Linked DNA regions of Mus musculus: region 2 is linked to region 1. A link is a loop called in an ENCODE intact Hi-C map of the cell type or tissue named here. Cell type or tissue: left cerebral cortex. All regions are shown on one strand.

Region 1 (2,500 bases):
CTCTCCCACACACCCCAGTTTTTTAAGGTAGCAAATGCAGAAGGAACCAGGGGTCTCTTATGGTAGTTGACCCATCTTCAGAAAAAGCCAGGCGGTAGCCAGAAGTTCATGGAGAGTACTGAGAAATCACTCAATCAGACAAATGTCTTAGTCTTCTGTATCCCCAGCACAGACTCACCTACTGTGATCTCTATTGTGTTCTACATTACTTCTGACTGCTGGAGTACAGAGTTCATAAAGGTTTTAGTTGCAATTATAGCTTTGTGCAAAAAGGTTCATAAAGGTTTTAGGTGCAATTATAGCTTTGTGTAACCACTCCTACTATAGCACAGAAATTTTCAACTTTCAATGGGAAGGTCTGACTCTGCTCTTTGTGGACTCCTCCAGAGGAGGAAGACACTAGACAGCTCTTCCCAAGGTACCTGTACATCACAAAATAGAACCTGCAGATGTCACACACTCAACTAGTGGTTCAGAACTTACTGAGCTCCTGATATTACACAGTTATATACATATATGTGCAAACACACACACCAGGCAATTGTACTCCTTGCTAAATGGGGGTAGGGGGACAGACATAACAAAAGCAAGCCCTTGGGCTGGTGAGATGACTCAGTGGTTAAGAGCGCCGACTGCTCTTCCGAAGGTCCTGAGTACAAATCCCAGCAACCACATGGTGGCTCACAACCACCCATAATGAGATCTGCCACCCTCTTCTGGTGTGTCTGAAGTCAGCTACAGTGTACTTACATGTAATAAGTAAATAAATAAATCTAATAAAAAAAAAAAAAGCAAGCCCTTTCAATTCCCCGGAGCTTCAACAACACTTAGAAGGTAAAGAAAGGACAGAGTTGAGGGGGTCCTTGGGACATCTAATTTGCTTAACCTGGTTAAGCAGCAGCTTTGGGCATGTTACCAAACATAGGCTTACCCCTTGCACAACCGGTACTTGCTAATCCATTCACAAACTAAGTACTAAGAGGGTTTCCCATATACACCTGCCAATCATTTCCATCATGGAAACAGATAAATGACACTAAAAGTTCTTCAAAGTGACGTTTGGGCATGTGGAAAAAGTTACATGGCAACACTTGAGAAATTAGCAAGAGGATCCCTGCAGTCAGTACCCCTCTCCCAATTCTAGTTCTGTTTACTGTTGATATTTGTGGTCCAGCCAGACCTACTCTGAACTAGGAAGCTGATACCCTGCAGAACATGTGGAGTTATTCTGACATTTTTATTCATCTAAGTCAAATCATTTGAAAGTGTTTGGAAGGTGTGAGCAGCAGACATGATCTGGACCCTACTCATGGGCAGCATACACCACCCTATTCAGGCCTCAACCTTGTGTCCTGTTCATTCCAAGACTAAGGCAGTGAGCCACCTGGTGGATGCTGTCTGACCTGCAGCTGAGAAAAATGGATGGAAGTGTATGTGGAAGCTGGCTAGATTTTGCAAAAGTGCTCTGTCCCTACAAGTCCCCAGACTTTGCTAAAGGCTTAGAGGCAGTAGAGAAAATGGAACCGCTTGAGTTAAACTGTAGTCTGGTTCTGGGTCTCCCACAAATGCCAGCTTGGGCAGAGCCCACCCACCCTCATTATGAACCTCATTTGAAGAGCATAGCAGGGGAGAGGTGTGCTTTCTCTGCACATTCACTTTCCAGCATCCGGCTTCTGTTCTCAAGCCTTTACACAGCTACCAGCTACTTCTGAGCTGCCAGAATGAGTGTTAAGTCCTTGTCTTTCCTAGACCTTACTCTCCATCTACTGCATACACTCCAAACACCTTTAACCTATTCTCTCTGGAGTTTGAGAGATGGCTTAGCACCAGCTAAGTAAGCTAAGTAAGGGCTGCTCTTCCAAAGAACCTAGTTTAGATCTTCAGCACCCCGTGGCTGACAACCACCCGGAACTCTAGTTCTCAGGGATCCGATGACCTCTTCTAGCCTTACTAGGCATGGCAAACATATATGCAGGCAAAACACCATATATATAACATTTTAATTAAAAATAAATAAAACCATTCTATCTTGTATCTTCCTGCTCTTCAGATTATTCACTAACTTTTTTTTTGTTTTTCGAGACAGGGTTTCTCTGTGTAGCCTTGGCTGTCCTGGAACTCACTTTGTAGACCAGGCTGGCCTTGAACTCAGAAATCCACTTGCCTCTGCCTCCTGAGTGCTGGGATTAAAGGCGTGCTCCACCACGCCCGGTTTATTCACTAACTTTTTAAATGGCTTCCCCTTCCTCTCTGAGGGACTGCTTGTCTGCCTAACAATATATACTCTGTACTCATCATTTGCAAGGCTGTCTTCTCAGCTTTAGGCCTTCATTCCTGCCTACCTGCCTACCTGGCATCTCTTGCCTTTTCATACAACAGGAACATCGAACACACCAAACCCAAGCCTGAACTCATCACTTTTCCAACCCAATTCTCCCAAAATTCCTCATCAGCTACAAGGCCTGAACAAAAAGCTAGGTACCACTCTAATATAGCCTTC
Region 2 (2,500 bases), 170 kb before region 1:
GGAAACCGCCCCTCTTGCTGTTAAGGGCTCATATGGAAGGTCAGAATCAAGGTCTCAGAATTCCCAAGGATAGAGGAAGTCCCGAGATATGGCTGACTCTGGACATGCCTTAGAGAACACAGGACAAATGACCAGGGTAAGGGAGGGCAGGCAGTAGGACCCAACCGACCTGTTTCTGGTTGTAGTTGACAGCCAACCGCAGTCTTGCCAGGTTGGGGATGCCCTCCTCAAAGGCCTGACCCAGGCCCTCAGCCTCAGGCTCAGTCTCACTATCCTCACCCAGGTCATTGAGCACTGCGGTGACCTCACTCTGATTTCGGCACATGCCCAGCAACTCGAAGCCATAGTCCTGGCAGAGAGACTCCAGGGCAATGTACTGAGGCTGTAAGAAAAGTGTTGTGTGCCATCAGACCAACCTGCCCCTGCTCCTGCTCCTCCCCTTTCCCGGAACCGTGGGCCAGGGTTAGCTCTGACATCACCGGGTCTATTCCATTCCCCTGCTACCTCATCGGTCCTGTGTCACCTTCACTTAACTGATGTTATCCCCACCGCATCACTAAGACACTACAGCCCAAACCTAACACGTTTGTCTGCTCCTCGGATTTCCTCTTCTAATCGCTGACTCCTGTCCCACTACAACTCCGACTTCCTATACTTTATTTAAACAGTTATTGTATGTGATAAGTATGCAGGTACACATACCATAGCACGCATGTGCTGGTCAGACAACTTTGTTGAATTGGTTCTCTTTCTACTTTTATTTGGGTCCTAGGATTGAGCTCAGGTAGCCAGGCTTGAGCAGCAGCAGCAGCGGCAGCGGCAGCAACGGCAACGGCAACGGCAACGGCAGCGGCATCTCTCCCTGCCAAGCCACCTCACTGCCCTACCTCTTACACTTGTGCTCATTTTGTTGACTTTTTCCGCCCTGATATGGAACCAGTACCAGCAGTTTAAGGAGATGCAGAAAAGAGTGCGGAGTTCCTAGCTGCATATTTTCCACCCTGTCTTGTTCTACTTGGAGCTTTTTCTCCAGCGAGGTTCTAAGTCAGTCCTTAGCACTCTCCCTCAGACAGGAAACATTTTTAAAAAGTCCTCAGTCTCTGCCTGTAAAGTATGGATGAGAATTCCTGTCCTGCCCACTCCACAAGCTGCTATGAGATGGGAAAAGTCCTTTGAGCACTGCTCTTTCCTGGTGGGGACCTTTCTATTCTCTTGGTTCTCTGGCCCCAACTTGTCCTAGGCTTTCATGAGACCCTCATAGGTTCCCTACCTAATGACAGTCTTGAGGATGGAGACAGTCTGGCTTGGCACAAAGGGAATGCCAAAGGCTCACTGATGGACAAACAGGAGTGGTGCAATGCCAGGCCTAGACCAGGTACTCCATATATCTTTGGTCCATCCCAGGTCCTCATACTTTTTTTGGGGTAGGGTTGTTGAGGTAAGGTCTCATGTATTCCAGGCTGGCCTAAAACTTACCAAAGATGCTCTTGAGCTCTCTACGACCCAGGTGCTGGGATCGCAGGTGTGACCCACCACACAGTGCTGGGGATGAAAGTCCAGCCCATGCACGGGTGCTCTGCCAACTGAGCTGTCTCCAGCCTCATTATGTACCACTCGCTAGGCCTTCAGCTCCACTTCAACCACCTTCGCTGCTCATCTTCTCTAACCAGTCCCTTCCACAGCCAAGCTTAGACACCTCTTCCCCTAAGAATTTTTCCAAAACACAGAAGCCGCAGGTTGCTCTTTCTTTTCCTGTTTTCTGTGCTTTGCAAGCCCTGTCAGGACCATCCGCAGAGGCGCTGAATAAAGTCCTGGGAACGTCTTGTCCCCCTTTTCATGATCACAAGCTTGAGAGTCCCAACACACAGTACGTATACACTGGGCATCCCTAAGGGGAACACTCACTGAATGTCCCATCTAAGCTGCTTTCTAGTCTTCTCTCTTCCCTTAGATGGATCTAGAGTACCCTAAGGTGGAAGCCACTTATTCCTCACATAAGTGGCTGTCACTGGAATGAAAGTCTGTTCTGGATAAAATCGTTGTTCTTAAAACAAGAGGCTCCATCCCTGCTTGCTGTTTCCCACTTCTCAAACTTCCTACAACAGCCACCACAAAGCCCAATCCTGTCCCAGTGCAACAACAGACACAGGGCACTGAGGGCAGGATGGAGTTAAGAAATGGGGGGGGGGGGTAACAAACCTTAAACTCAGGCTCCTTTCGTGCAAGGCGCCTGAGCTCCCGGCTGAGCTGAAAAGCGGCCAGCATGGCATCCTCACTGGCCAGCGAGAGGTGAGCCCGGCTTGCAATGCCTCGGTAGGTGTTGATTCGGGATAGTGAGAACTTCAGCAGGTCGTATCGGCGGGCATTGCTGCACTCGAGGCAGGCACAGGAAACTGGGTGGGGCCGAGCAATGGTATGGCCCTGGTCCATAAGCAGCTGGGCAATCTCATACAGGTCCTTCTGGCAGGCCAGTGTGAGTGGAGTGACACCAGGGGCAAAG

The links. A loop is a pair of places that touch in the nucleus more often than their neighbours do. Peaks named below come from ENCODE experiments on the same cell type or tissue, not always from the same donor. Only the 100,000 strongest peaks of a DNase experiment are listed, where the experiment ranks them.
Region 2: a loop joins it to region 1, with 2.9 times the contacts of the local background. A loop is called at or near these places in 24 of 42 quality-filtered maps.

The regions. Positions count from the first base shown.
Region 1 is chr7:101,917,137-101,919,636 of GRCm38, reverse strand. The region is part of intron 2 of Lrrc51 (leucine rich repeat containing 51); the gene reads left to right. Among named protein-coding and RNA genes, the nearest start is that of Lrrc51, 2.8 kb to the left of the region's middle. In left cerebral cortex, a CTCF peak has its summit at 1,372 (motif pointing left); a DNase peak (open chromatin) is centred at 1,383.
Region 2 is chr7:102,084,280-102,086,779 of GRCm38, reverse strand. Xntrpc (Xndc1-transient receptor potential cation channel, subfamily C, member 2 readthrough) reads right to left here. Exons shown (of 22, transcript NR_104582.1): 11 at 2,200-2,500; 12 at 170-382. Trpc2 (transient receptor potential cation channel, subfamily C, member 2) reads right to left here. Exons shown (of 13, transcript NM_001109897.2): 2 at 2,200-2,500; 3 at 170-382. Among named protein-coding and RNA genes, the nearest start is that of Trpc2, 2.4 kb to the right of the region's middle. In left cerebral cortex, no CTCF peak of the experiment used is centred here; a DNase peak (open chromatin) is centred at 1,064.